Linked DNA regions of Homo sapiens: region 2 is linked to region 1. A link is a loop called in an ENCODE intact Hi-C map of the cell type or tissue named here. Cell type or tissue: transverse colon. All regions are shown on one strand. Each heading gives the region's core, and the rest is flanking DNA. Links, peaks and the distances in the headings are about the cores only. Region 1 holds the start of LOC124901005 (a long non-coding RNA gene). Region 2 has its middle 27 kb from the start of LINC01331.

Evidence for each region. A loop is a pair of places that touch in the nucleus more often than their neighbours do. Peaks named below come from ENCODE experiments on the same cell type or tissue, not always from the same donor. Only the 100,000 strongest peaks of a DNase experiment are listed, where the experiment ranks them.
Region 2: a loop joins it to region 1, with 2.5 times the contacts of the local background. A loop is called at or near these places in 17 of 110 quality-filtered maps.

What each region holds. Positions count from the first base shown.
Region 1 is chr5:74,620,066-74,630,838 of GRCh38, forward strand. ENC1 (ectodermal-neural cortex 1) reads right to left here. Exons shown (of 3, transcript NM_003633.4): 3 at 7,344-9,927. It overlaps LOC124901005 (a long non-coding RNA gene), which reads right to left and starts at 4,843. Exons shown (of 2, transcript XR_007058822.1): 1 at 4,186-4,843; 2 at 3,784-4,029. RefSeq lists enhancers at 4,817-5,318, 5,319-5,818. In transverse colon, for the core only: no CTCF peak of the experiment used is centred there; DNase peaks (open chromatin) are centred at 5,850 and 6,585.
Region 2 is chr5:74,558,754-74,569,526 of GRCh38, forward strand. No RefSeq gene overlaps it. Among named protein-coding and RNA genes, the nearest start is that of LINC01331, 27 kb to the left of the region's middle. In transverse colon, for the core only: no CTCF peak of the experiment used is centred there; no DNase peak of the experiment used is centred there.

The DNA of each region.
Region 1 (10,773 bases), core at 1,148-9,147:
AGGACTCCATTCTCTGAGTTTCCACTGGTGCTGGCCTGATTCTGGGTCCTGGAACAAGGAATGCAGGAATGAAAATGTTAGGGAACAAGGAATGCAGGAATGAAAATGTTAGAGACAGCAAAAAAAAACTGAATGGGCTTTTTCCCATGCTAACTCAGTCACTCAATACTTTCAACACGAGATGTGGAGTAGGGGTGGGGGTTCCCACACATCAATCAAGCAATTCTGCAGATTCTGCAGCAGACACCAGTGGGATGTCCATTAATACAATTCAATCTGACACAAGCTACATGGAGATAGTGAGACAGGTGAGTTGCCTGACCACTCCCCCTGCCCCCCAACTCCCCCCACCGCCCCCAGCAGGATGTGCGACAGGGGTATGGCTCATCTGTTCAGCAAGCCGCCAAGTGCTCAAATCCCTTAAAGGAGGGGTAGCATGCAGATGGGCAGGTGCAGCAGCTGGGGCAAGTGCTTTTGGGCTCCAGCCCCAAAGTAGCATCTGGAGGTGAGAGCCTGCAACTCCCAAAGCCCTAGTGGGCATGCTACAGTGCTCTTTTAGTTCTGCCATCCACAGACAGCTTAAGTGTTAACTAGCTCAGTGCCCTGTTGGTAGCTGGGATCTTGTCTGGTGTCCAGGAAGAATCCGGTCACACGGACAAATTGAAGGATGTTAAATGCGGGGGATTTTAGTGAGTGATGGAGTTGGCTCTCAGCGGGATGGATGGGGAGCTGGAAAGAGGATGGAGTAGGAAGATGATCTTCCCCTGGAATTTGGCCATCCTGTGGCTGATCTCCCCTCCAACTGTCCCCAGCCAATCTCCTGTCGACATTCAGGCGTTCCTTCTCTTCTCTCCTTCTCTGCCATGCCGCTCTTCTGCTCCTCTGCTCTTCTGTTCATCTGCTCATGTGTTTGTGGAGCCTGGAATTTGGAGTGTATATGGGTACAGGATAGAGGGGTGTGGCAGGCCAAAAGGCAACATTTCGGCGCAAAAAGAGGAATGCCTGCTTTCATTTAGGGCCACGGGTTTCCAGGCTTCAGGGTGGGGCCTTTGTCGGGGAACTGCCCTCTTCTACCCAGTATTTCTGTCTCCTGTCCATACCAATAGTGTCAGATCCCAAAGGCTGAGAGTGTGGTCCCACAAGACTGCCCTTGCTTCAGATGCCTGTCACCACTGTCCAACTGACTGGAAAACAGGGTTCCCACAGCTTCCTAATTGAGTTTGGTACTTTGTTACTTACAGCTGCCCACAGGACACAGAAACACTTTACTTATGTTTACTGGTTTATTATAAGTACAGTAGGAAGGATACAGATGAAGAGAAGCATAGGGTGAGATATATGGGAAGAGACAAGGAGCTTCCATCCCCTCCCTGGATGCATCACCCTCCAGAAACCTCCATGTGGTCAGCTATCCAGAAGCTCTCAAGCCCAGCCCTTTTTGGGTTTTTATGGAAGCTTCATTACATAAGCATGATTGATTACATCCTTAATCATTGGTGATCAACGTAACTTTCAGTCCTGGCATCCCACACAGTTGGAGGAGCTAAAAATCTCAGTCCTCTAATCATGCCTATGCAGCTCTCACCTTGAAGCTAACTAGGGCCCCCCCCCCGCCCCCCGCCCCCGGCCACCAGTCATCTTATTAGCATACAAAAGACACCCATCGCTCTGGCAATTCCAAGGATTTTAGGAGCTGTATGTAAGAAGGGGACCAAATGTATATTTGACAATATTGCAGAGAGAAAGACTTTTCTTTCTTTCCAGTACCTGATGTTCATTCAAGGTAACATTAAAAAAAATATACTCTATGCTTTATTAAACAATTTATCTGACAACCCTAAAAGACTCCTTTTGTTTCTAACGTTTTTGTAGGGTGTTTTGGGGAGAGGAGAGCATTATAGGCTTTAATTTTTAAGAGTAGCTTTAGGTTCACAGCAAAATTGAGCAAAAAGTGCAGAGTTCCCAAATACCTCGAAGCTCCAGACAGGCACAACCTCCCTCTCCTATCAACATCCCAGCCCAGAGTGGTACATTTGTTACAACCTGCATTTCTTAGGCTCCTACTGACACATCATTATCACCCAAAGTCTGCAATTTAATTAGGGTTCAGTCTTGGTGTTGCACATTCTATGGGTTTTGACAAATGTTTAATGGCAGGCATTACTCATTATAGTATCGTAAGAATAGTTTCACTGCCCTAAAAATCCTCTGTGCTCTGCCTATTCATTTCTTCCCCTCTCTAACCATAACACTTTGAAGTAAAAATTTGCCTTTCTCATTCTTCTCCCACACCTCCAAGCCTCCTAATTCCTGGGATTCCCCTAGGTCTGAGCCCCACTCCCAACCCCCCACCCACCCTTCAGATGGACCTGATTCATACGAATGTGTGAATGACTAACAGCCCTCAAAATGCAGTTTAGGTATTCCCGTTTTGAAAAAGGCTGCTGATTGGCCCCCCCCATCTCTTGAATAGGTGGACCCTCTGGAAGTACCAGAAAGGGCTGTGAAGAGGCCACCACTACCAGAAACATTCCGGCAAGGTTGTCTTCTGCTTTTCCTTTCTCCTTTCCTTCTCTGTAGGGGTGGGTTGCCCTTCCCCACACTTCTCCTCAGAGTATAGAAATTATTTCAAAATTACAAAATTTGTTCTCTGCAAATGGTTCTTCTGGCAGCAATGCCTTGGCCAGAATGTATGTGGGTGGGTGAGTGGGGCAGGTGTATTTGCAATTTAGAGTTTTCATATGTGTTCTTTAGAGCCTCAGAGAGACAGAGAGAGAGAGAGAGATTTTAGTTCCCACTTTGCAGGTGCCTAGTTTGTGTCTACCAAAGGGCTGATTTCATCTTCTTTGTGGATACAATATTAGCATATCTCATGGACAAAAAAATCCTCACAGCCTTTCTAGAATATCCAATAAACACTCTCCACGTTATCTAAAAAGCGGGTGTAAAATAACTTTTCATAACAAAACAAATCATCTGATAACACAAGAAAAAGGTTAGTGAGAGTCTTTGCTGAAATTCCAACTGCCTTTTCTTGCTGCAGTCCCCCATCTTTGCAGAGATAAAGATTATGGTTGCCAAGGAAACAGGACCAGAGAGAGAAAGACAGAAACTTTGTCTCATTTGGTTTCCCCAGGACTCACAAAGCGAGCTGGGCTGTAAGCAGAGCTGGACAAGATTATGGTAGATTTATAATTTACTTAGTCAAATTGCTTTTAATTCATCGTCATGCCTCAATATACATTTTTTTCCCTCTGAAAGTTAGGTCTTGCACCTAGTTGTCCAATGTCTGACATATAACAGAGCTTTAAAATTCATTGTCTACGATTAAATTCAAATGCAGGACAGATGGCTTAGTCTGAGTATGTGTCAGACAGGCAAAGCACTTAAGATTTGTGACAGGCAAGACCAGGAATTAACTGCTAAGTTTTTGCTTTTATTCATACATTCATGTGCACCATGAATATGGCTGTAAAACTTATTTAAGTGTTCTCACTTTATTCAAAATATTCCCAAACAAAGCAACTGTTCTCCTTTTGCAAACCAGACTCCCTAATCTCAACCCCATTAACTCAAAATCCATTTTTCTCGTGCTATATGCACTGTGTACATTTTATTTACTCAGACAGTCAGGAGGATAACAGCAACCTTCTGAAAACCCAGCTTGCCTAGAACCCACAATGTTGGTCCCCACTTCATTTTTGTGAACCTTTTTATTGAAACATTTAATTATTTTATCGAGCAAACATTTGTCTGTGGAAATAAACAATGACCAGCCAAATGTGAACAAGCAAAGGCTATTTATTCAGAGCTTGCTATATAGCAAGAGAGTCAGCCACCGTCACTTGCATTTTGGCAGAGACTCAAAGGAAGACAAAGAAAAGGGAAAGTTTCATTGTGGGGAAAAAAGGGATGTCTTCAGGTTTGATTGGAGGCCGTTGGCATGGGGAAGCTGCAAGTGGGCCAACCAGAAGTGGGCATCCTGTGGTGTCTGAGTAGGGGTGCATATTTGGCTTTCTCTGGCTGGTCCTTAGTTAGAAGCAAGGACAAAAATCAGGGAAGTAGTCAGTTATTGGTCAAGTCCTGGCCATTTGGGGCTGACTGTGAATAATATAGGCATTATGATCTGGCTTTCTAAACCAGTTGCCAGAGATAGTGGTCTAACTTCCTACAGGTCTGACTTACGGAGAGCAGGCTGGCTTCCTGGGCTGATCACCATAGACAATGTGTTGGTTTCCTGGGCTGGTTGCTGCAGATTGTGGGTCAGAGTTCCATTTTCATACACGGTCTGGCCATTATCCATGGGTATATTCAATCATTTAGTCAATAAACATTTTACAAACAGAATAGCACAAAAAGCATCCGTGTACAGCTCAATGAATGATCAAGTGTAACAACCACCCAGGAGCCCCCGTTCATTTTTAAATTCTCTACAACTTATCTTCTGAAACTGGCTGTCAAGGAACATTTTGAGTCTCAATCAACTCTTTCCACTGGCTTCTTCAGTCCTCATGTCCAGGGCAAGGCTCACCAGCGGCAGGTCTCCTCGGACCACCTTACAGAGTCATGTGTTCCAGGCACGATGGAATGCAGGGCAGCCCTGGGTTTCTCACAGTCAGGCTCAGCCCTGTGAATCACCTTCCTCTACATTCCTGGACCTGGAGGAGCAGGTCAGAGTGTGTCTTGAAATCCACCTCCACCACTCCCTTGGGCAAGTTACATAATCTCTCAAGACCTGTTTCTTCATCTCCAAAATGAGAGTAATAATAGCACCTGCTCTCACAGGGTTGCCGGGGGGATGAGCAAGGTGAGAGGCTTGCAAACCCTTAACTCAGTCCCTGGCATAGAATAAGCACTCAGATTTTTATGTATGTATCTCTCCCCATAATGTTTCAAAATGGCAACTAAAAATTACTGAGGACCTACTATGTGCCAGGCACTGAGCCTGGTATTTACTCTTAAATTTCTTATATTATTAAATTTTTCTATTAGAAAGAATGTTAGTCATGCTTATTTTACAGATCGAGTATCTATGGCTCAGAGACGTTTAGAAATCTCGCTATATTTACCTCAATTTGTCATGAGGATTAAATGAGATGACTGTAAAGCAGGTCCTTAGCACAATCTCAGCTCATCACTTAATGAATGGGGCTATAGTTTACAATGACTCTTTGATGATTCCCTGTAGTACAGGGGTCCTTAGCCCCTGGGCCATGGCCCAGTGCCCGTGGTCTGTTAGGAAGTGGGCGGCACAGCAGGAGGTGAGCCTTTGGCTAGTGAGCATTACTGCCTGAGCTCCGCCTCCTGTCAGATCAGCGGAGCCGGGGAAGAGGGGGCAGTAGATTCTCATAGGAGCTGGAACCCTATTGTGAACAGCAGATGTGAGGGATCTAGATTTTGTACTCCTTATGAAAATCTAGTGTAGGAATGTCCAATCTTTTGGTTTCCCTGGGCCACATTAGAAGAAGAATTGTCTTGGGCCACACATAAAAGACACTAATAATAGCTAATGAGCTAAAAAAAATCACAAATAATTTAAGGTTATGAATTTGTGTTGGGCTGCATTCAAAGTCATCCTGGGCCACAGGTTGGACAAGATTGATCTGATGCCTGATGATCTGAGGTGAAACAGTTTTATCCCAAAAACATCCCTGCCGCCTCCAGGCCCAGTCCCCATCCATGGAAAAGCTGTCTTCCACAACACCAGTTCCTGGTGCCAAAAAGGCTGGGAACCATTGCTGTAGTAGATAAGCCTACCAACTGCAGAGAATAATCTGTGTATTTCCCCCTCCAACGTCTGCTCTCCCTTTGTTCCTTACTAATTAAATCACATTGCTGTGGGGTGGCAGTGTGCCAGATAAAAGTTCTGCCCTCCCCAAGCTCTCTTATATCTTGGGAAGTTCACATGTCCCAGTTCTGGCTACTGAGAGGTAAGTGTAAGTCTCCCGGTGAGCCTTTTGGGTAAACTATTACTATTCAAAGTAAAAGGGAGAATGTCCTCTGGCCTGAGCCCTTTCCCCTTTGTCTGCCCCACTTTTGCTGCCTGGAAAGCAGATGAGATGCCATGAGATGCAGCTGCCATCCTGCAAGCATGAGGCCTGATGGCCTCATGGGGGTGCTGTCCCGGCCCTGGACTGCCGACCTCCAACCCGTTTGCCTACTGTGGCCAGATTTTTATTACCATAGCTACTGTTTGGTGTGATCTATCTAAATGAAATGAAATTTCCAAATGAATGAAAATTAAGAATTTGAAGTATCTTTTTAATCTGTCTACATGTTCCGACTGAGATGATAAAGAGAAACAACTCCAGAGAATGAAAGATCTGTTCACAATCATGTCTACAGGAACCATTCTCAACCCCTCTAGGGATTAACATCAAGACTTTTTCCTGAGTCTAAATCCCATCCGTCAACTCCTAACTAACCCGCCGTTCTTCCCTGTCATTTGGTGTCATCCATATGGTGTCATCAACAGGGTTTCCACGGGTCTTCAACATCATGCACTTGGAATCTGAAGGCTGACACTGGTCCCCAAAGGCTTGGCTCTAGACCAGCCTCACACAGCACAGAACCGAATGATCCTCCTGTCAAACCCAAGGCATCTGCTCTGGCATCTTGGTCAAAGTCCAAAGGCTGTAATTGCATTATGCCTACTTGTGAGCTCTCCTAGAGTTCCCAATTAGGTAATATTTATTTTCTACCCAGAAAAGGTTATGCCCAACCTTGCTCTGCACACTGAAACAATAAGGGTTCCAACCCAAGTGATAAAGGAGCATCTCAGTGTGACATGAAGCCATCATGAGGTAGGGGCAGGAGGCTTCAACTGGCCTTATGCAGAGCCAGCTAGGACAGCCATCAGCTTGGAACAAACTAAGTATCCCTGAGGGGTTAAACTTGTGCTTTTCTGTGGCAGTACAGAAATAATATGCATATATTTCCACTTTAAATGATTTCTAAAGCAGATGTCAGCAGATGAAAAGAGGATTGAACTCCAGCTCCTTCTCTAACAGCTTTCTGTCAAAATATAACCCACGTGAGGATTTCAAAAAACTAAATTCATTCCAATATAAAGTATGCTGTCTTAATATCGCATGGTGTGTGACTTGTTATATTCCCAGCTATGAATAACCCATAAATGAGGAATTTTGTCTTGCTTAAAGAGATACTCTAATGGTCAGGAAGTTTTATTTAATATGCAAAATTACCTTTGTAAATATCACTAAATGGTGAAATAAAACACGTTCGGAATATCTGAAATGATCCTTCTTTGGATAAACGAGAAAAGGCACACGTTTACAATGCCTCAAATTGTGTCTTATTCAAATGAAGACCCACACACATAATGAAGAGAAAATCTCTAATAATTTATTGACCTTCAGTTTCACATTGTGAAAAAAAAAAAAATAACAGTTTTACAAAACCTCAAAATGTAGTCATAGCAAACAAGTACATATGAACATGAACATTTTCCTTCAACTTATACAGAGTTTTGTACGTGAACCACATGGTCAATAGCCAAGAGAGGGACATTATGCAGCTCTAATCACTCTTATTCAAGACAGGTGTCAAGCCCAAAGAAAAGGGGCTACACAATTATACCAGAAGTGGAGGGCTGCCCTTTGTTATGTGTTTCTACAGCAACCAGCCCACAAAATAAGAAGAACCTTCTCTGTCTTATGCCAAGGTTTTTGTGTGTACTGTGCTGTGAATTGTATTTGCTTCAAAGTGTGGGACGTTTCACAGGGTGAGAATGGTCAAGTAGTGAGACCAAATGCCTATATCGATTCAAAGAGTGGGAGTCCAGAAAGTTCCCTACAGGCTGGGGGCCCAACCCTTACCACAGCTCCCTCTGGCTCACACACAGTAATTAATAGAGGATTCAAGAACAGACCCCAACTTTGAAACAGCTGCAGAAAATTCATCCTGCTTTCAGAAGCCATGCAGTGACACATACATCTCTCTTGGCAGATTTGCATCATAAACTACAGAGCTGTAACTGCTACAATATAAACGACACTGACTATGCCCACTGGGGGACAATTAGACATTTGCATTGCTTAGAACACATCTAGGAACCAGGGACTGACTGCTGGAAAGTACTGTGATTCTTTTCTTCCAACAGCTCATTTATTTAGGCCCAACTACAGCCCACTCATTCATGGCATGGACGGACAAACACAATTAGTCTAAAGTACTAAGGTGGAGAGAAATGTTAAGGATTTATCTGTCATTAGACAATGCAAACACAGTCACAATGTAAAAGGTTGTTATCAGTCTTAACCCCTATTTTCTAAAATACAGCAATGTGAGAAACATGGACGAAAGCAGTTCGAGTTGCAAACTTTGGTCTTCCCCTGCACCTCAGGGGAAGCACCTATCTGAGACTAGCACTAATACCTACGACGGCACATGCTTAGTAAACAAGCACTCCAACTAGCAAAGAATGTATTCACAACTGATTTCCAACTCTACCGGAAAACTTCTCAATAGGGGCCACTGCCTACAATTCTTTGGTGTTTTGTGGCCAAATGTGTTACTTGTGCACCAAAGAGTTTTTTAAAAAGAGATTTGCCTACGGGTGAGCACTGAAGTATACATTGTGCCAATGTAATTATTGTCTTGGAGACCTTCTAGAACTTGCTAAATCATATAGCAAGAAGAGAATGAGTTCAGGCCCAGTAAATCTGGTGAGTTAATTTACATCTGTGATACTGCCGTTTTTCCCATTAAATGTGGTTATGGCAAAGCATTCTTAGGGTAATAAATAAATAAATAAACTTTGGACAATGCCTTTACTTGTGCCCTATATACAGAACTATTCCATAGAATTTTCCAGGATTTCAAGATACTACACAAAGAAAAAAACTGTAAAGCAATTTGGTCCTTTCCAAATTTCAGCAGCTGAGACTGAATTAAGTAAATCAGATGGGAGTGGGGAGAAGGGCAGAAAGCAGCCTCCCCTTACCCTATCAGCACAACCAAACCCCATGAAATCCCATTAAAAGTTGGTGAGTCTGAGAAAAGCGATCTCCACGGTTTCTCTACCTCTAGGATGTCATTTAAATTTCCATTTTGTCATCCTTCCCTGTCTTGACATTTTAAAAATCCACCCCTCCCCAACCCACCCTCCAGTTATGCTCCAAATTGTAACTCAAAAATTTTCATGTTTGTGCAGCAAAGCACATCTCAACAGCCACAAAATGTGCAAAACGTACAACCATTCACACACGTCCATACATGTGAAGACAGCTGTAGGCATTGTTTCAGCATGCAGGCATCGAACAATAAATAGCTAAATCTATAACAAACTTCTTAACAGCCAAGGGAAAGTTTAAAGTCACTTATAAATAGAAAAGAACATCTACCAAATGGCTACCAACAAAGTCCCCATTGTTCAGAAACGTTCCTGGGGAGCAGACCCCTTAGAGATTAACGGAGAGTCCAGTGGTCTTCATTCTTCAGCCAGCCCAGCCAGCTTCCCTCTCGGACCCACAGTTGGGCTTTGAATCTCCAGCAGCAGCTGGTGTGGAGGCTTCAAGCTCTGTCCTCAGAGAGAGGTGACAACCATTTCAAATTCTACACATAAATGGTGGGGCCCATGGAAATCAAATGCTGAATATGGTACAGCAAGGGAAAAGGTCCAGCTTTTCTCTCCCTTTGAGGGGCTGATTAACATTGACATTAATCCACAATTACAAGACAAGGACTAGATCACAGGTTTGTTCATTCATATTTAAACCATGTGCTACTTGCACCAAAAATCCCACCCCCCTCCCTCGCCCCTTTCCTTCATGTCCAGTTAGAGCATTTACAAGGTGCAGCAGATTTTATTCGAGTCTTGCAACTTCTTTTCCTTTTTTTCTCTTCATTAGACTTGGCCTCTCCGAAGTAGAAATCTCATATTATCTCATCGAGTGATGGAGTGAGCTGAAATAGAAGGAAAAGGAAAAAAAACAAAACAAAAAAGCATGAAGGATTTGTGTGATGCCATAGTTTTTAAATTTTTCTTATTAGCCACAAAATTTTTTTTTAAATTAAACTTGGTATGGAGCTGGACAATATTGCTTCCAAAGGTCTTACATGTTCAGTAGGAACTGTGCAAAGATATTTAAAGTACTTGCCTTAAATGCACACACGTGTGCACGTACACATCCATGCAGATGGCTGGCCTGACAAAAACAGTGGTGTCTAAAGAAGGACCTTCACTTCTTTCCTAAGCATACACACTTTCAAATCCAAACCTATATGTCTAGATGCTATTAGGAGTTGCCATCTTCTGCTTCCAACATTCATAAAATTTCTTTCTGTGGTTAAACAGAGCGACTGTAAAGTGATCACTAAGGGGTGAAAAGAAGGGAGATTCCTGTGCAAACCCTCCTTGGCCCATGTACCATGAAAGATTCCAAATTAACTTTACCATCTAGGAGGCAGACATACTAATCCTCTTATTTAAATGCATCTCTGTTATCCATTATGGCAGAAATCAGTCTCGCTTCCTTTCACATGACAATGTATCAGGCCTCAACAGCCCAAGTTTGGAGTTTATTCTCAAAGTTCGTCAGTCCACACGTAGGTGCCAGCAGCTACGGCATGCCAGTGCTACAGAATCTACGTACATCAAGTGTGAATATCAATTCAAAGTGCCGTAACCACAAAGCCTGCACATTTCATAGAGCTTGCATTTCCTCACACTGCTTACTCTTCCCATTTATTTATTTCTCATTTCATCTGGGGAAATTGTGCAGAGGGCTTTTGTATCCCTATTGCTGTAAG
Region 2 (10,773 bases), core at 1,805-9,804, 61 kb before region 1:
AAATCGCCCTGGAATGCTCTCTCAAATGGGCTGGACTCCGTGATTTGTCAAGGAAAATTGGACATTACCTGGTAAAGTTCTTCCTAAACCATGGGCCCAGATGTCTGCTTGACAAATGTCCCTTATGCTTGTTTCAATTTAAAGAGTGTGGTTAAAAGACTTTGGCATGATTTATTTTTTAGTTTGGCGTATTGGTGGAGTGGAGGGAAGGGGGCAGAAATTATATGGCAATTTAAAACGTAACAGATTTTGCTTGGCACTCTTTAGTGGGAATGTGAAATCAAATACAGTAGCAAAGTCATCTGTCAGGGGCAACTTGCTCTGAGGTCCAAGAGAAACTCCTTAAAAATCTATAAGTCATTGAGGTAAGAAATAAGTGACATTTTCATTCCTTCCATTCCTCATGTCTTAGGGATATAAGATGCAAGGAATGAGATCTTGACTTGTAAATCATGGTGACCAGCTGTTAAATCTAAGACAAGGCACTAGGTTAGCCTGTGTGTTCAGCTTGGTTCTAGTTTTCTCTCACCCCACTCTCTCTCACCTCCCAGACTTCTCAAGCCCTGTAGGCTTGTTATACACCTTCATTTATCTTGGTAAGGAAGACATAATGGAAAATTGTTAAGGCTTGAAGGAATTACAAGAAAACGGTCATCTGAAAGATTAAACATAGTCATGCCTTCTTTTTTGAACTTGTGATAAAACTTGTGACAAATGAGGGTGGGGCGAGGGGGAAGGAATTGAATTAAACCAGAAAGTTTTTCTCATACTGAAAAAAATATGTTTTTTGTTTTTCAATTTTTTGACTTTTTTTTGGTGAATGTGATTCAACATTGGCATCTGCTTGAAAGATGTTTAATAACCTGAAGGTACAACTAAGAAGATAAATTCCAGGCTGTTTATGTTCCTTGCACCTAAATGAAGTCAGGTTGTATAGGTTTACCTAGAGTACAAAGGAAAATCAGCACAAATGCGGCCTTGAGTCTTATTTAGAGTAGTGTTTGTATGTGTACATGTGTATATATGTGTGCACAAAGGTGTGTGAGAGTGTGTATGTGGAGGGGCACATGCATGTGAGTGTGTATTTGTATATCTGTTTGTATTGTGAATGTGTGTGCATGTATGTGTGTGCACATGTGAGTGTGTGTGCATGTGTACATATGTGTGTATGTGTGTTGGAGGGGTGTCATGGGAATGTAAGGAGAGGAGTAAGAGGTTGTGTCACTCTGACCAGAGCCCTGGCCTTTTCCAATAATGTGCAGCTGGAGCCCTTCTGCTCGGAGTTCAAGGCTCCCATGTAGACCTGGAGCGTGTGCCCCCAGGGGCTGCCAGCGTGGGTCTCTGCTCCACTCAGTCTTGGGCACAGTCAAGCACAGAATCCAGGAGGGGCTGGGGCTGGGAGGAGGAGTAATTATCTCTTTCTGCCGTGTTGAAGGGCACGCTGCTATTCCATCTCCCCAAGGGCATAAGAAGGGTCTGGCTGACTCCATCTTTTTGCAGAAGGAAAAAAAATGTTATTTTAGTCAAGAAACTGACACTTTGATTTGCATTGGTTCTGGCAGGAAACTGGCAGGAAAGTAAGTTTTTACAAATGAGCAGTGGATGCTGTGGCCCTTAAAATGGCCTACAGCTGTCAGTCATTCACAGCCCCCACATCTAAATGTGGCATCCCCATGAGCAGAAATTTTATTTTTATATGTGATTACTCAGGTTCTCTGAGAATAGTAAGAGATCAAAGGGAGTCAAAGTAGTGGGTAGAAAGAAATGGAAGTCAATTGAAGTACACATGAAACTGAAGCACAAGCTGGTAAATGAATGCAGAGTCACTCTCCAAGTCCAGTCTATAGAATGAGAGTGGCCAACAGCTCCCAGGGAAAGAGAGCAGCCCCCAGGCCCATAGACAGCAGGTTCTCTTCAAGACCAGGAAGACTCTGGCTACCAGTCGTCTTATGTCTCAGGTCAAGGAGAAAAGTGTGTTCCTCTACACCCCTTTCCTCCTTCTCTCCTTGCTCTGAATGCTCTCTATGTCATATTCACCAAAATCACAGGAGATTGGCCAGCAATCCAAAATTCTAGTGTATTACTTTAGGAATAAACATAATGGCCATTTGACCAGACTTCTCATGTTAACCTCATAGAGCCTTCTGTTCCCAGCAGGAAAATCAAAATAATAGCAGGAGGCCAGGCATGGTGGTTCACGCCTGTAATCCCAGCAATTTGGGAGATCAAGACGGGCAGATCACTTGAGACCAGGAGTTCAAGACCAGCCTGGCCAACATGGCAAAACCACATTTCTACTAAAAATACAAAAATTAACCATGTGTGGTGGCATGCACCTGTAAACCCAGCTACTTGGGAGCCTGAGGCACGAGAATCCTTGAACCCAGGAGATGGAGGTTGCAGTGAGCCAAGATCATTGAGATCGTGCCACTACATTACAGCCTGGGCAACAGAGTGAGACTCTGTCTCAAAAACAACAACAACAATAATAATAATAATAATAATAATAGCAGAAGCTTGCTTGATGAATAAAGTTGTTGCTAAGAGGGTTGGACTTGAGGAATATTTTTATTAAGGTATTACAGCTTGGGAAATCATCTTTCTCCTCTAAAGGAATTCATCTGCTACTTGACCAGAGCTGGTTTGTCCTTCCCTTGAGTTTACAGCCTGGAGAACTTTAGGTACACCCCAGATCATCCTGCTGAGAAAGAAGTCAGGAATTTGAGGTACACGAACAATCTATGTAGAAAAAACTTTCGGCCAGGTTCAGTGGCTCACACCTATAATCCCAGCATTTTGGGAGGACGAGGCAGATGGATCACTTGAGGTCAGGAGTTCAAGACCAGCCTGGCCAACATGGTGAAACTCTGTCTCTACTAAAAATACAAAAATTAGGCAGGCATGGTGCCGGGTGCCTGTAATCCCAGCTACTCAGGAGGTTGAGGCAGGGGAATCACTTGAACCTGGAAGAAGGAGGTTGCAGTGAGCCGAGATTGCGCCATTGCACTCCAGCCTGAGTGACAAGAGCAAAACTCCATCTCAAAAAAAGAGAAAAGAAAAACTTTCTCTCTCAGAACACCAAATAAGAATAGACAATTCTCAAAAGAAGACACAAATGACCAACAAACATATGAAAAAATGCGCAACACTAATGATCAGAGAAATGCAAATCAAAACCACCATATGATATCACCTCACTCCTTCAAGAATGGCCATAATCAAAAAATCAAAAAATAAGAGATGTTTTGCGGGCATGTGGTAAAAAGGGAACACTTTTACACTGCTGTGGGAATGTAAATTAGTGCAACCGCTAGGGAAAACAGTGTGGAGATTCCTTAAAGAACTAAAAGTAGAGCTACCACTACTGGGTGTCTACCCAAAGGAAAAGAAATCACTATACAAAAAACATACTTGCACACGCATTTTTATAGCAGCACAATTTGCAATTGCAAAAATTTGGAACCAGCCCAAATGGCCATCAATCAAGTGGATAGAAAAATTGTGGTATATACAAACCACGGAATGCTCCTGAGCCATGAAAAGGAACGAAATAATGGCATTCACAGTGACCTGGATGCAATAGGAGACCATTATTCTAAGTGAAGTAACTCAGGAATGGAAAACCAGACATCATATGTCTTCACTCATAAGTGGGAGCTAAAAGCTATGACGATGCAAAGGCATAAGCATGATACAATAGACTCCGGGGACTCAGGGGAAAGGGTGGGACAAGGGGGAGGGATAAAAGACTGCAAATTGGGAACAGTATATACTGCTTTGGTGATGGGTGCACCAAAATCTCAGAAATCACCACTAAAGAACTTACTTATGTAACCAAACACCATCTATTCTCCAAAAACCTATGGAAATAAAAAATTAAAATTATAAAATTTAAAAAGAACACCGTGAGGCAAGAGTGTAGAGAATTATAATCACAGTAATGGTTAAGAGCTTATGCTCTGGATACAAAGCCTGACTCCACCACTCACCAGCCATGTGACCTTGATCTGGTTCTGCATCCTCTCTGAGCACAAGTTTCTTTGCCTATAAAATGTGATAATAAGGTTGCTGGGAGGATTAAATGAGCTATGAAGCAATAATACACAGTGCCTGGTTCATGGTATATGTTCAATGCATGTGAGCTAGTATAATAATAATAACAATTATTATTATTATTATTATTATTATTATTATTATTATTATTATTATTATTATTATTTTGAGACGGAGTCTCACTCTTGTTGCCCAGGCTGGAGTGCAATGGCACGATCTTAGCTCACTGCAATCTTCGCCTTCCGAGTTCAAGCGATTCTCCTGCCTCAGCCTCCCGAGTAGCTGGGATTACAGGCATGTGCCATCATCCCCAGCTAATTTTGTATTTTTTGTAGAGACAGGGTTTTACCATGTTGGTCAAGCCAGTCTCGAACTCCTGACCTCAGGTGATATGCCTGCCTCAGCCTCCCAAAGTGCTGGGATTACAGGTATGAGCCACCATGCCCAACCACAATTATATATATCATCAGTTGTCTTGATTTTACCATTTTTACCTTATACACTCTCAACCTTGCTTTCGATTTATCTATTATGCAAATAGATAACTGCATAATTATAATTAAAAATAGATAATTGCATATTATCTTGCTTTGGATTTATCTATTATGCTTTCTACTTAGAAATATGGGTTCCACTGACCCACTATATTGCCAGAAATGTTCTTATCAAAGATGAACGTAATTTAAATATTCCACTGGAAAGGAGAGAAAGGACTCACCTTAACATTGCATTCCTTTTTTCTCAAAGAGAAAGTCTGTGGCCACAGTGCCCACTTGGCTGGCACCAGGAGACTTAGGTGCCTCACTCTGGGGCACGGAGGCCACAAAACCATACAAGGGGCATGGAGACCACAAAACACTGTCCTCTGAGTAGGGCCTTCATTCTACCCAGAAGCTAGGCCTTTCATCACCCAGGCCCCATTAGCTTCTGAAAAGATTATATACATGATCTACCTCCCCCATTGCCTTGTCCTCAGCCACCTCTGCCAACTCATAATGGGGAGAACAAAACATTCTCTGGCTTTCTCCAAGTCCAGGGTAATTTTATGCAAAGCAGCTTTCTTTCCAAAGGACTATTCATTTGGGTGTCTCTGTGCATTGTTTGGTGTCCAAGGCCTTGTAACCTATGTGCTCCTGGGATAGAATTATTTTGAGTAATAGCGTATTCTTCAACTACAGATGAGGACAGGTATAGCTTCTAAAGGGGACTTAGGAGGAAAAGACTATGAAAATAGAAATAGAAACCAAAATATCTTTTATCACAAACAAAATAGATACACCATAACCCACATGTAACTTACTACTACCTTTCCCTTGGTTCTAGAAAATAAAAATCTTCATACCCTTCTACCCAAAAATTCCACTTATAAATTTGGCCTGTGTAAGTATATTCATTGTAGTATTGTTTCTAATGATAAACAAAATTGGAAGAAGTCTATGAAACCATAATAAATTATACTCCTATATTTTAGAATACCAAGTAGTAGTTTTAAAAAATGATACAGATCCTCAGGTAGAAACTTGGAAAGATCTCTAAGACATATTCAGGGAATAAAGAGCAAGTTGAAAAGCAAATATAACCCCATGTATGCCAAAATATATACACACATACCAAAACAAAAACAAAATATACTTTTTTATATGCACATATACACATATAAATGTAAATGCATAGAGAAAAGAAAGGAGACTGGGCACGGTGGCTTATGCCTATAATCCCAGCACTTTGGGAGGCCAAGGCAGGTGAATCACCTGAGGTCAGGAGTTCGAGACCAGCCTGGCCAATATGGTGAAATCCCGTCTCTACTAAAAATACAAAAATCAGCTGGGCATGGTGGTGGGTGCCTGTAATCTCAGCTACTCTGGAGGCTGAGGCAGGAGAATTGCTTGAACCTGGGAGGTGGAGGTTGCAGTGAGCCGAGATCGCCCCATTGCACTTCAGCCTGGGCGACTGAGTGAGACTCTGTCTCAAAAAAAAAAAAAAAAGGGGGAAAGTGGGTCTGAGTCACTGGAGAAAGGAGAATGGGACAATTTGGCAAGAGAGCTTTGATTTTCAGTGTTGTTTTAATATTTTACAAAAAAATGTGTGGATTATTGACATATTTAAATATAGATTTATTTGTAAAGAGTTCTTAAGAAATTTAATGAAATAGTATAACCTAAATTAGATGAAAATACTATATCTAACTGCAATGTCATTTTACAGCAGGAGAATCCTTTTGGCATTTACCAGTCATTTCAACAACGGAAGCAACCATTTTGTTTGGCATAGAAGAAAAGCCTGAGGCAAAGATTTAAGGGAATCAGAGGACTACATATTTTAATGAAATGAGGTTTAACAGTCTGGTCAAATTAACAATAACCCCTCACTTGTTGAGAGCCACAAATCATTTACTAAATATGAACCTACCTACCATGCAGGCAAAAATTAACTTGCCAAGCCCAGCAGTGATTCAGCCAAAATCACTGCTCTCCTGCTAATAATGCCTTTACTAAATAATTTTCTGGTTCTCTTATGTTTATAAAGTGGAAGCAAAGAACTGAAGTCACATCTCACACAGCAGGGTAGCCAACATGCATTAGGGAAGATGAACGATTTCCATAAGGTTTTCATAAACTCTAAACTCTTCATTCAGTATCCTGGTGTGGAATAAAATAAAAGTACGATGGATGCTATAAACACGGAGGTAACTGTTAAATTATAAAGTTTATATTCATCAGCTTATTTTTCAGCCATTCAGCTGTAAAATCTCATATTTTAAAAAATAACCCTTCTTGATAAATAAAATGATAAAGAGACATTCTGTATCAAGTTCACACTAAGGCCTGCAAAACACAAATTTAAGCTTTGCCACCCTCCTACCTTACGCCCTCCCTAAAATTGGCAGAGGGGTGAAGAAGTATTACTTATATGGTGAGTAGCCTACTTTTGAAACTCATTTCCCCAGGGCATTGTCAAGAAAAGTTTGAATAAATTCTAAGGACAAAATGAGCATAATATTACGTGGTTGCTACAACAGCCCTATGAAATAGGCACGCTGATAATGATGTTCCCATTGCCCAGTTGCAGAAATTATGAGAAAGTGAACTTAAAAGTCCAATATTGTACAGCTAAACCCTGACACAGCCAGGGCTAGAGTCCAGGTATTGGTTGACCCTCAACCAAGGTCTCCAGAATTGTTTAAGTAAAATATCAGTTTCCTAATTGGAAAAAGGATACTTAATTCGCTAAAAATGACATGACTGGTGATTTAATCAAGTCTTATAGAAAAGACCTCCTGCCTAGGGTGGGCCTTCAAGGTTCCTTAGAGAAGAGCAGATCCATACTTCCCCAGTTTGACTTCTACTCTTACTGTTTTGCAGGTCAGCCTTGTGCAGAAACTTCAAGTTGTATTCAAATATTTCTGGCAAGCCATTGTCATTGCCTGGAATGTTTCTATCCAAATCATGTCAAGTCAAAACGTGGGCACCAGAAGCACATTGGAAAACAGGTGCTATCTGCTTTCTTATTTTAAGACCCACGTGCTGCCCACAGGATCTCTGGATAAAAATTTCAATACATCTCAGAATAAGCAGCAACTTGTCTTGTTGATCCGTCTTTCAAGCTTTTCCACCAAGACGGCAATCTGCATCCTATTAGTAATGCTTCTCCAAGTCTCCCAGCGCCTAGAAATGAGAGCTTCATGACTTTGGAGAGGACTATAGCTATCTAGTGACATCACCCTTGATGCTATTCAGCAGCAGCTTTTCCTTCCCTGGAGAAGTGACTTGCACAAATGACTTGGGGCTGTTATTGCAGGATCAATGACCTGAATATATGGGTGTAAAACTCCCCTAGAGAATTGGATTCAAGAGACTTGGAGCTTCCCAAGAATCTGAAAGAAATGGCATTTAGGTTTTCATGGCCCACTAGAGCCGGTTAAAAGGTCAGAAATAAAAGGTTATTGACCTGAGAGATTTTCTTGAGAGGAGGAGGGCACCAGGACTGTGGCCCCTGGGTCCCTCCAACTCAAGGATCATAAAGGAGCCCACAGGTCACTGACTCCAGAGAAAATGAAAGTGGAGAAACAAATGGAAAAAATCTACTCTGCATTTTACTTGATTTTTACTTGTTACTAGATGAAGTTCTGCTTTCAGAAAGAATAGACCAGCCCTGAAATAAGCTGTATCAGTCTGTTTTGGGTTTATCATCTAAATTCATATTCTTTTAATAATTCCTGCACTGGGACTTCCTGGGGTCCACACAGTTGGGTTCCTGGTCTCCAATTAAGTGAAGAACTGTGTATCTGGCTGGTTCTCTATTATCTCCTAAAAATTACCCCATTGACTTGTAACTGGGAAACAGAGCAAACAAAATCCTTCTTAGCTTTGATCAAGACAAAATGCCAATCATCTGAAACTGCATTTGAAAGGGTGAATGTGCAATAGGAAGTGAACTAGTAAACTGGGCTATGAAACTGGAGAAAAAGAAAAAAGAGAAAGTTCACCGATCAAAAAACCATCACAGCAATTAAGACAAAACATCTCCAGCCATAACACTAGACACTCTTGTGGAAAGATTAGCCTGTAGAAAGTGCAGTTGTGTGTTTCCTTAGCATGTCTGAAAACACTCCATTTCAGAATAATCAGGAGCCTGTGAAAATGCCATTCTCCCTCACAATCCACAACAACCTGGAAATGCCCCGTTCCTGGCAATTTATTACAACCAGCCTGAGCCATTAACATGCAGCTTCATAGACTTCTTGGAGTTTGACACTGGTTGAGCTTGTTTTTCTGGTCCCCTGGAGCAAAAAACAAGCAATAGCCAATAGTAATTTTACATTTTAAAATGTCCTTTCCGCTCCTAAACTTCTCCCCACAACCACAGTGCAATACCTGAGCTCATATTTACAGGAGAAATAGGAAAGCAGATTTGACACAGCTCAGCAGCCAACACATCACAGTGAAACAATAAGGCCATTGGTCATGGAGAGTTGACCACCAATGACTGGACTGAGACCAGAGAACAACTTTGCACAGGCCTCGGAGCAGCCATTAAATGGAAATGACTTGGAGCTGAGTGAGGCCTGAATCAAGTGACTTATTAAGGCATTTTGGTCTGTCATCGATCTCAAACATTATGGTTTCCTATGCCTTTTGATGCTTTTTTTTTTCCAGCTTTTATTTTAGATCCAGTGGGTACATGTGCAGGGTTGCTATCTGGGTATGTTGTGTGATGCTGAGGTTTAGGATACAAGTGATCCCATCACCCAGGTACTGAGCATAGTACCCAGTAGTTTTCCAACCCTTTCTTCCCCACTCCCTCCCTGCTCTAGTGGTCTGCAGTGTCTGTTGTTCCCATCTTTATGTCCAGGAGTACCCAGTGCTTAGCTCCCGCTTATAAGTGAGAACGTGCAGTGTTTGTTTTTATGTTCCTGGGTTAATTCACTTAGTATAATAGCCTCCAGCTGCATCCATGTTGCTGCAAAGGAGTGAGTTTGTTCTTTTGTACAGCTGCATGCTATTCCATGGTATGTATATATATATATATATATATATATACTACATTTTCTTTATCCAACCTGCCACTGAATGTGTACCTACGTTAATTCAATGTCTTTGCTATTGTGAATAGTGCTGCGATGAACAAACAAGTGCACATGTCCTTTCTGCAGGACAATTTGTTTTCTTTTAGATATATACCCAGTAATGGGATTGCCGAGTCCAATGGTAGTTCTGTTTTAAGTTCCTTGGGAAATCTTCAAGCCACTTTGCATGGTGGATGAATCAATTTACATTCTCACAAATAGTGTGTGTAAGTGTTCCCTTTTCTCCACAGCCTCACCAACATCTGTTGTTTCTTGACGTTTTAATAATAGCCATTCCGACTGATGTAAGATGGTATCTTACTGTGGTTTTGATTTGCATTTCTCTGATGATTAGTGATATCGAGCATCGAGCATTTTTTAATATGTTTGTTAGCTGCTTGCATGTCTTCTTTTTAGAAGTATCTGTTCATGTCTTTTGCCCCTTTTTAATCGGGTCATTTATTTTTTGCTTGCTCAATTGTTTAAGCTCCATAAATATTAGGCCTTTGTTAGATGCATAGTTTGTAAATATTTTCTGCTATTCTGTATGTTGTCTGTTTACCTTGTTTGTTGTTTCTTTTGCTGTGCAGAAGTTCTTTAATTAGGTTCCATTTGTCAGTTTTTGGTTTGTTGCAATTGCTGTGCAGAACTTAATCATACATTCTTTCCATATCCAATATCCAGAGTGTTTCTAGGATTTCTTCTAGGATTCTTTTTTTTTTTTTTTTTTTTTTTTGAGACGGAGTCTCTCTCTGTTGCCCAGGCTGGAGTTCAGTGGCATGATCTCGGCTCACTGCAACCTCCGCCTCCCGGGTTCAAGTGATTCTCCTGCCTCAGCCTCCCAAGTAGCTGGGACTACAGGCGCCCGCCACCACGCCTGGGTAATTTTTGTATTTTTAGTGGAGGTGGGGTTTCACCACATTGGCCAGACTGGTCTCAAGCTCCTGACCCTGTGATCCTCCCACCTCAGCCTCCCAAAGCACTGGGATTACATGCATGAGCCACCGCGCCCGGCCTCTTGTAGGATTTTTATAGTTTGAGGTCTTCTATTTAAAACTTTAAAAAAAAATTTGTCTATTTTTATTTTTATTTTTTGTGGGTATGTAGTTACATTTAAATCTCTAATTCATCTTGAGTTAATTTTTTATATGGTG